Regions from separate parts of the Homo sapiens genome. Here region 2 is linked to region 1. The links are chromatin contacts, found by Hi-C or POLR2A ChIA-PET in ENCODE. All regions are on one chromosome and are shown on one strand. The core of a region is the stretch at or near the end of the contact, and the rest is flanking DNA. Distances in the headings are between cores, read along the strand shown. Region 1 overlaps PIP5K1C (phosphatidylinositol-4-phosphate 5-kinase type 1 gamma). Region 2 overlaps MAP2K2 (mitogen-activated protein kinase kinase 2).

Region 1 (4,824 bases), core at 2,325-4,824:
GGTTGCTCTGCACGTCACAGTGTGCTCGCAGGCGGGCCGTTTGCAACGTTTAGGAATCCGCTTACCCTGGAAGGGGCCGTCATCCCCAGATTAGCGAGGCCCCCAAGATGTCGTAAAATCCAGAAAACAAAACGCAGCATCAGCACTGTACCAGACCGGGCGCTCCGTGTTCCGGCAGCGGAGGACGCGTCCATCTCTCCCATCCTCAGCAGCCATATGGGTGCAAGGCGACTTCTTCCCTCACTGCGTCATTGCAGCGTATATTCGTCTTCTTGTGACTCAGAGAAAAAGTCCTTGTGGCTCTTCGCAGCATTTCCTCTTTGTTTTCTTGGAACTGCGTTTCCACAAGGGGAGCAGAGACCACTAGAGGCGAAGGGACTCGCCACACAGGAGCTCCCTCCCACTCCTCCCGACGGTCACCTGTGTTTCTATCAAGAGCTGGAAAATGGAGTGTCCCCACCAGGGAGACGGGGTCACCACCGAGGCTGGCTCTGAGCTGCCTCAGCTCCTGCAAGCTCCGTGGCCCCGACCTCCACCCTCCCCGGCCCATTTTCCTTGCACAGTTCCTTCTTGTAAGCACACACGTCAGGTTGAACTCTGACCTCATTTTCTGGGACCTGTATGATTGTGTCTTTCCCAGTCTACAGTTATCTGTCACCATTTTGTTGATTCGTAGGAGCTCTTTATTTGTTATGGCAGCTACTCATTTATTGGTGACACAAGTGCAGGTACTTCTTTGCCCATCTTCTCCTACGATGATTGTTAACGTCTGGCAGGTATTTTGGGGTTTATGTGGTCAAACTTATCACTCTTTCCTTTTCTGGTTTCCTAGTTTGGTGTCATGAATGGGAAAGTCTTCCTGTTCTGAGGTTATGATTAAATTCTGCTAAGACTTTTATAACTTAGCTTCTTTTTTGTTCACATTTCAATTCTTTTTTTTTTTTTTTAAGACAGGGTCTCGCTGTATCACCCAGGCTAGAGTTCAGTGACACGATTGTAGCTCACCGCAGCCTCGACCTCCTGGGTTCAAACCAGCCTCCCAACTAGCTGGGACTGCAGGTGTGCGCCACCATGCATAGCTAATTTTTCATCTTTTATGGAGACAGGGTCTTCCCATGTTGCCTGGGCTGGTCTCGAGCTCCTGGCCTCAAGTGATCCTCTTGCCTTGGCTTCTCGATGTGCTGGGGTTACAGGTGTGAGCCAGTGCGCCCAGCCTATTTCTGGACTTTTTATTCTGCTCCACTCCTCTGCCTTTACCTTCATGCTACAGCCATGTCTCGTCTTGAACAAATGATAACATGTTCACAGTTAAAAAAAAAAAAAGTAATCAGACTTGCAGTGAGTAAAAAGTGAGTCCCACCTCACCCTCTCCATCTCTGTGGAGATAATGACTGTCACCCCAGGTGTTTCTCTGGCCCATACACTTGGGGCTCAGATTATATTAGGCTATTAAAAATAGTTTATTTGGAAAGCTTTCCAGCCTATAGAAGGGGCAAGAATGCTACAGTGAAGACCTGTACAGCCCGCACAGAGATCCACCAGCTGCTAACGTTTTGCCATGTCTTTATCATTCTGTGTGTGGGGGGGGAGTGTACGTTAGTGTGTGCAAGTTTGTGTGTGTGAGAGTGCATGTGAGTTAGTGTGTGTGTGTTAGCGTGTGCGTGTGTGATTATGTCAGGCCATTTGCGTGTTGATTGCTGGCATGGTACCTCTCTGCCTGAAGCAGCCAGTTCCATTATTTGTGGTAGTTCTTTATTTTATTTTAATTATTTTATTTTTTTGAGACGGAGTTTTGCCCTCTCGTCCAGGCTGGAGTGCAGTGGCGCGATCTCAGCTCACCGAAACCTCTGTCTTCCGGTTTCAAGCAATTCTGCTGCCTCAGCCTCCCAAGTAGCTGGGATTACAGGCGCCCGCCACCACACCCGGCTAATTTTTGTATTTTTAGTAGAGACAGGGTTTCACCATGTTGGCCAGGTGGGTCTCGAACTCCTGACCTTGTGATCCAGCCACCTCAGCCTCCCAAAGTGCTGGGGTTACAGGCATGAGCCACTGCGCCAGGCCTGTTTGTGGTAGTTCCTTTGTGAAGCTGCTGCAGACACTTCAGGCGCACACTGAGCCCTGGCTCCAGGGGAAACCCAAGGTCGGGTTCCTGTGAGCCTCTGGGCATGATGTTTCCATCAGCCAGTCGATACGTGACCTTGTTGTATGTTCGTTTTTATTTCAAGGCGTGTTATTTTAGGGCTGGGTGCGGTGGCTCACACCTGTAATCCCAGCACTTTGGGAGGCTGAGGTGGGAGAATAACTGGATTACTGAGCCCAGGAGTTTGAGGCTGCAGTGAGCCGTGATTGCACCACTGCACTCCAGCCTGGGCGACAGAGTGAGATCCTAAGAAAATTTTAAAGACACCCGTGTTGTTGATTTATCCACAGGGAGCTCACAGACCATAGGCCGCGTGCGCCAAGCCCCCCCCACCCCCCAGCCCCATCCCGGGCACTCTCCCAGGCCCCCGCCCATTTGCAGGCTGTGTTGGGGACAAGGCTGGAAGGGGGACCGGGGGCATGTATTCGGCTGTGTGGGGGCTCAAAAACGGGGTGGGGGGCCATGGCGACGTGGGTGTGGGTCCCCCTCCCCCGGCCCACCAGCTCGGTGTGTCTCTCGCTCTCGTTCTCCCCCCACTCTCCTCTCTCTCTCTCTCTTTCCGCTCTCAGTCCTGTTTGAGCAAAGCTTCTCTCACTACGGGTTTCTCCATGGGGCTCATCCGGGTCTCTAGCCCTGAGGGACACGAAACCACCTGAGGACAATGCCTGGGGGGGCAATTTCAGCAGCAGAATCACCAGCAAAACCGCAAAAAACACACGCGGCTCTCAGTGGACCAGGGAAAGGCCAGGTGCTCACAGCAGGAGTTGAAACCAGGGGGCGAGGGTGGCCTCACCGGAGCTGCCTGGGGACGTGTGTGCCCCAGAGTCCTGGGGGTGCTGCCCTGGAAATAGCCTTCCGGTCTTCTAGATCCCTCCCCGCCCACAGCAGGGGGCCAGAGGCCGTCCCCCCCTCGCAGGTGAGGAACAGGAGCTCCTGCGGGCTCCCCTGCGGCACCCCGCTCTGTTTCCCACCACGGCCTAACCTCAGGCTCTGGAAGGAATTCCCTTCAGGGACACTGTACTCCCCGGAGGGACGCTGCGCCCCTGGAGGACAGGGACGCTGGGGAGCCAGCCGCGAGGGGCGTCCACCTCTGCTGTGCTGGAGACGGAGCGCGCAAGGAGGTGGGGACCACGCGCAGACCCTGGCTGCGGGAGCCTCAGCTCGGGGCCCATCAGGATCTCCCGCAGCCCGCACGGGCCGGGCTTCCCCCAGGGGCTGGCGTGTGCTCTGTGCACCCTGACCCATCCCGTCGGCCCCGCCACCTGCGGGCTGGCCACGCCCCACAGCCTCCTGCCCCGGCCCGCCCGGGAGCTTGGTGCTGAGAGTGGAGCCTCTTTCTCCCTGGACATTGGGGCCCTGGGAAACGACCCAACACCTCAGGGCCTGCGGAGTTCTGGATGCTCCGCCCGCCTGCGCAGAGCTTCCTGTTTACCGGCCTGGCTCCTGCCCGCCCACCTGCTGCGGGGAAAGCGATCACTCTATGCCCTGCGGGGAGCACCCGGCAGGGAGAAGGGAGAAGGGGCAAGGAAGAGGGGCGGCCTACTACTCGGGTGGACCCCAGGCTGTCCCTCCACCGTGCTGGGGTCCCCCAGGTGTACCCTCCCCTCCAGCCACCTCACCCCTTCCTTGCTGTGTCCCGCAGGTGTTCTGTGGTGTCCTCTGAGGGCCTGTGCGTGTGTGTGCGTGTATGCATGTGTGTATCTGCATGTGTGTGCGTGTGCATGTGTGTGCGTGTGCATGTGTGCATGTATGTGTGTGCGTGTGCATGTGTGCATGTATGTGCATGTGTGCGTGTATGTGCGTCTGTGTCCCCTTCCCACAGGCCCTCACCGCTCCCTGCACCTGTGGGTCCTTTCTTCCTTTCCTGCCCTGTTGGGACATATTCCTTATTGCACACTTGGACTTCTTTCTTAAATTCTTTTCTTTTTGAGACTGAGTCTCAGTCTGCCACCCAGGCTGGAGTGCAGTGGCGCAGTCTCGGCTCACTGCAACCTCCGCCTCCCAGGTTCAAGCAATTCTCCTATCTCAGCCTCCTGAGTAGCTGGGACTACAGGCATGTGCCACCATGCCTGGCTAATTTTTTTTGTTTTTGTTTTGAGTCGGAGTCTCACTCTTTTCACCCAGGCTGGAGTGCAGTGGCATGATCTCAGCCCACTGCAACGTCTGCCTCCCGGGTTCAAGCCAATCTTCTTCTTCAGCTTCCAGAGTAGCTGGGATTATAGGTGTGCACCACTATGCCCGGCTAATTTTTGTGTTTTTAGTAGGGACAGGGTTTTACCATGTTGGCCAGGCTGCTCTCGAACTGCCGACCTTAGGCTATCCACCTGCCTCGGCCTCCCAAAGTGCTGGGATTACCGGTGTGAGCCACTGCACCTGGCCTTGATCTGTTTTTTTCTTTGCTTGCTTATGCTTTTGGTGTTTATTTAAGAAATTGTTGCCTAATCCAAGGTCACAAAGATTTATTACCCCATTTTCTTAAGTAGTTTTATAGTTTTAGCTATTACATTCATTCCAGTTTGTAATTATTTTATTTTATTTTATTTTATTTTATTTTATTTATTTATTTATTTTGAGACGGAGTTTCGCTCCTGTTGCCCAGGCTGGAGTGCAATGGTGCGATCTCGGTTCACCACAAGCTCCACCTCCTGGGTTCAAGTGATTCTCCTGCCTCAGCCTCCTGAGTA
Region 2 (4,540 bases), core at 1,090-3,589, 420 kb before region 1:
GAGGTGTAATTCACATACCTTACAGTGTCCCCTTTGAAAGTATGTGACTCAGTGGATTGTAGGATATTCACGGCATCGTCCTCATCACCACAGTCAATTTTACAGTATTCCATCACCCCAAAAAGAACCCTGTCCACATCAGCAGTCACCCCCATCCCCTCCTCCAGCCCCCGGCACCCACACATCCCCTTCCTGTCTCTGGATCAGCCTGTCCTGGACATTTCACAGAAATGGGATCACATATTATGTGGCCTTTTGTGTCTGGCATCTCGCACTAAGCATGACATCCTCAGGGTTCACCCACGCTGTGGCCGGGGTCTTGGCCTGGTTCCTCTTTACGGCTGAGTCCTGTTTCAGTGAGGGGTGGGCTGCGCTGGGTTGGCCTGTTCTGCCCTGGGTGGACGCCTGGGTTCTTTCCACCCTTGCCTGCTGTGAGTCGTGCTGCTGTGAGCACTTGGGACACGTTTCTGTGTGGACGTATGTGTCCACTTCTAGGCAGACACCTAGGGGTGGAATTGCGGAGGGGGTACTGAGTTGGTCTTGACCACTGTTGGGAACGCCTGCAGAGCAGAGGCCCCAAATGCCTTCATCCCGTTTTCGGGCACCCCCCAAGCCAGTCTCGCCCCTCTCCCCTTGCAGCTGATCCACCTTGAGATCAAGCCGGCCATCCGGAACCAGATCATCCGCGAGCTGCAGGTCCTGCACGAATGCAACTCGCCGTACATCGTGGGCTTCTACGGGGCCTTCTACAGTGACGGGGAGATCAGCATTTGCATGGAACACATGGTGAGTGCGTCCGGGGCAGGGGCAGGGGCAGGGCCTCCACGGAACAGAGCATGTTGGGGAGAAGGAAGACCCCCTCACGGCCCCTTTCCTCAGAGGCAACAGTGCGCTGGCTTCCAGGGGATCCTTCTCAAGGCAGTCGATGCCATACAAGTATGTATATGTAGATGCCTTTGGTTTTGTTTTGTTTTCTTTTTGTTTTTTTGAGAGGCAGTCTCACTCTGTCACTCAGGCTAGAATCTAGTAGTGGCACAATCTCGGCTCACTGCAACCTCCACCTCCCAGATTCAAGTGATACTTCTGACTCAGCCTCCCGAGTAGCTGGGATTACAGGCGCCCGCCACCACTCCTGGCTAATTTTTGTATTTTTAGTAGAGACAGGGTTTCACCATCTTGGCCAGGCTGGTCTCAAACTCCTGACCTCAGGTGATCCACCTGCCTCGACTTCCCAAAGTGCTGGGATTACAGGTGTGAGCCACCGCGCCCAGCCAATGATTTTGTTTTTTAAGCACTCATGTCTTCCTCCCAGCTTTGCTTTTTCTCTTGCTGTATCCCGGGCGTCCTTATGACAGCAGAGAGGGAAAACACTCCCGTTTTGGGGGGTACGTAGGTTGTTTCCAGTCTCTGCCCTATCTCAAATAACATGGCACTGACTCGCAGGCACACCTGTGAGGTAAGCTGTGTGAGGGAATTGCTGGGTTCCAGGGTAGATGCAATTAAAAACTGATCCCTATTAGGCCGGGCACGGTGGCTCATGCCTGTAATCCTACCATTTTGGGAGGCTGAGGTGGGAGGATCATTTAAGCCCAGGAGTTCGATACCAGGCTGGGCAACATAGTGAGAAACCATCTCTATAATTTAAAATATTAGGTGAGTGTGGTGGCACGTGCCTGTTTTAAAATTGTTAACAACATTTAAAAATGGGGATAAAAATAGCACCAGCTACATGAGAGGCTGAGGTGGGAAGATCACTTGAGCCCAGGAGGTTGAGGCTACAGTGAGCTTTGGTCACGCCACTGCACTCCAGCCCGGGCAGCAGAGCGAGATGCTGTCTCAAAACATAACAAAGCTGATGACTGTTTTTAAATGGCCTTCTCAGGAAAGTGTGGCAGTCTGAGCTTGTCAAGGCAGGCCTGTGCCTCCCCCAGCTCAGATCTGTGGGACCACAGTCTCTAGGGTGGGGTACAGGCACCCCCTTCATTGACTCTGACGTGCCCCCTTGTTAAGACACTCTGGCCTCGAAGCCCAGAAGTGGGTGAGATTGGGTGGAACAAAAGGAGAAGTGGCCAGAGCTCAAAACCCCGGAGGAAATGCTGCCGACCCCGCCACACCGAGCTCATCAGGTATCAGACCGCCTGCCGCACAGCGTCGTTTGCAAAACCAGAATGCTTGGGTGACACCCTGCAAACGTGCGATCCCCTTTGACAGTTTTGTAATGAAGGCAGGAAGTGAATTTGAGCAAGGCCCCCACGTAGCCATGTGACCCGAGCAAGGCAGCACCCGCCTTGGAGCCCCTTTCCCGCCTGCGAGGGAGACCTGGCGTCTGCCCCGCTGCTCGCAGAGTCACGTTGCCGGCGGCATCAAAGGGCGAGGAAAGGATGAGGAAGCGCTTTGTGGTCTGAGGCAGCCCCTCTGTCATGTGGTGCTCCCTATTCCTCCTCCTCGTCTTCCTCGTCTTCCCCCTCCTCCTCGCGCCCGGCAGGCACCCTCGCTACTCAGGAGTTCTGTCCATCCTCGTTTTGTGTGGCTGACTCAGTTCTCGAGCCCCCTTCCTCCCATGCAGAAAGGGGACAGTGTGGCAACCCGCCCCCAACCTCTATTCTTGGTGAATTTAAAATGGGGGTTCCCAGAGTGGGTGCTGGCACCCCAGGGGACACCACACAGACCACCAGGCTGCAGGAGGGAGACACAGGCCGTGCTGTCTGTGTTATGGAGTGCACCCTTTAAAAGTTCCGAGGTGGTCTAGCCAGGGGCGGTGGCTCACACCTGTAATCCCAGCACTTTGGGAGGCCGAGGCGAGTTCAGGAGATCGAGACTATTCTGGCTTGGCTAACGTGGTGAAACCCCGTCTCTACTAAAAAAAAAAAAAAAAATACAAAAAAAATTAGCCAGGCATGGTGGCGGGTGCCTGTAGTCCCAGCTACTTGGGAGGCTGAGGCAGGGGAATGGCGTGAACCCTGGAGGCAGAGCTTTCAGTGAGCTGAGATCGTGCCACTGCACTCCAGCCTGGGCCACAGAGCGAGACTCCATCTCAAAACAAACAAACAAACAAAAACAACGTGGAGCACGTTGATTTTTAAAGCATTGGGTGAGCCCTGACAGGGCAGCATCCGTGGAAGTAAAGTCATCCAAGGGGGCCATCCCTGCCATCCTCGCCGGCCCTGTGAATTCTCTCCATGCTGAACGATGCTCTCGGAATTCACCTGAGTGCCCATAGGTTTCCATGGAAGGGCCTGCCCAGCACCTGATTCATTCCCTCCCAGGCCACCCCAGTGAGGCAAAGGGGCAGCTTAGCACCGGGGCTGAGGATGGGCGTCCGGGTCAGGTCTCGGCCCCACCGCTCACCCTTACCACGGGTTCGGGACAGGACTCTTGCCGCTTCTGCTGTGAAGCTGAGGGAGGTCGTAGTCCCTGCTGGGGTGAGGACTGTGTGAGCTCCTCCCAGGATGGCACCCGGCACGCACAGGTGTTGCATCCATGTCCTGGCTGCTGCAGCCATTTCCCTGTATTTCTACGCTGTTTCCTCATATTTCTATGTCATCTTTATTTTGCATTTTTTTCCTTCTTTTTTTGTGGGGGGTAGGGGGTACAAGGTCTCTCTCTGTCACCCAGGTTGGAGTGCAGTGGCATGATCCTAGCTCACTGCAGCCTCCACCTCTTGGGCTCAAACGATCCTCCTGCCTCAACCTTCCAGGTAGCCGGGACTACAGGTGCACCAGCACGCTTGAGTAGCTTTTTAAGTTTGTTTTTTTTTTTTTTTTTTTTTTTGAGACGGAGTCTAGCTCTGTCGCCCAGGCTGGAGTGCAGTGGCACAATCTTGGCTCACTGCAAGCTCCACCTCCCAGGTTCACGCCATTCTCCCGCCTCAGCCTCCCGAGTAGCTGGGACTACAGGCGCCCGCCACCACAGCCGGCTAATTTTTTGTATTTTTAGTAGAGACGGGGTTTCGCTGTGTTAGCCAGGATGGTCTCGATCTCCTGACCTCGTGATCCGCCTGCCTCTGCCTCCCAAAAGTGCTGGGATTACAGGCGTGAGCCACCGCGCCCGGCAAGTTTTTTTGTAGATATGGGATGGCACTATGTTTCCCAGGCTAATCTTGAACTCCTGGGCTCAAACGATTCTCCCGCCTCAGCCTCCCAAAGTGCTGGGATTACAGGGGTGAGCCACCGTGCCCAGTGATGTATTTATATAAAATGGCAAGCACTTGTTGGTGACTGGAACTTAGGAACAGTGGGGCTGGCTGCTTCCCTGGGGTCTGAACCTATTACTGGATAACTCGGGGCAAGAACCCAGTGGACAGTGGGGCCTCATGGGATGGGGAAAGGAGAGCCAGTGGCTTACGGACCTCGTAGAGGTGCCCCTTGGCCTTTCTGGGGGTCTCGTCCTATCTGCTGAAGAATGCCCGTCTTGTTCTACTGTAATGGAAACTGGACATGTCCATCAGTAAGGGAGTGATTAAAGAATGATATTTGGCTGCTTTGCAGTGGCAAAGTGAAATCCACAATGGTGTACTGAATGGGAGTATCCCCACAGTACA

The links. Hi-C counts contacts between places; a loop is a spot of excess contacts on that map. ChIA-PET counts read pairs that join two places held with the same protein, here RNA polymerase II (POLR2A). Pooled maps may share reads with other maps.
Region 2: a pooled map shows a loop between it and region 1 (4-fold over the local background). The contact joins two enhancer-like sites. A Hi-C loop is called at or near these places in 2 of 50 pooled maps. POLR2A ChIA-PET finds 5 or more read pairs at or near these places in 2 of 52 experiments (activated T-cell and naive thymus-derived CD8-positive, alpha-beta T cell).

The regions. Positions count from the first base shown.
Region 1 is chr19:3,686,606-3,691,429 of GRCh38, reverse strand. The region is part of intron 1 of PIP5K1C (phosphatidylinositol-4-phosphate 5-kinase type 1 gamma); the gene reads left to right. Among named protein-coding and RNA genes, the nearest start is that of PIP5K1C, 11 kb to the left of the region's middle. RefSeq lists enhancers at 125-419, 2,032-2,111, 2,122-2,191 and silencers at 3,004-3,053, 3,074-3,283, 3,304-3,503. Within about 2 kb of position 3,574, at least 9 of the 41 ENCODE cell types and tissues checked have a DNase peak (open chromatin) inside an H3K27ac peak, as active enhancers do.
Region 2 is chr19:4,106,755-4,111,294 of GRCh38, reverse strand. MAP2K2 (mitogen-activated protein kinase kinase 2) reads left to right here. Exons shown (of 11, transcript NM_030662.4): 3 at 640-786. Among named protein-coding and RNA genes, the nearest start is that of MAP2K2, 15 kb to the left of the region's middle. RefSeq lists an enhancer at 1,820-1,949. Within about 2 kb of position 2,339, at least 8 of the 41 ENCODE cell types and tissues checked have a DNase peak (open chromatin) inside an H3K27ac peak, as active enhancers do.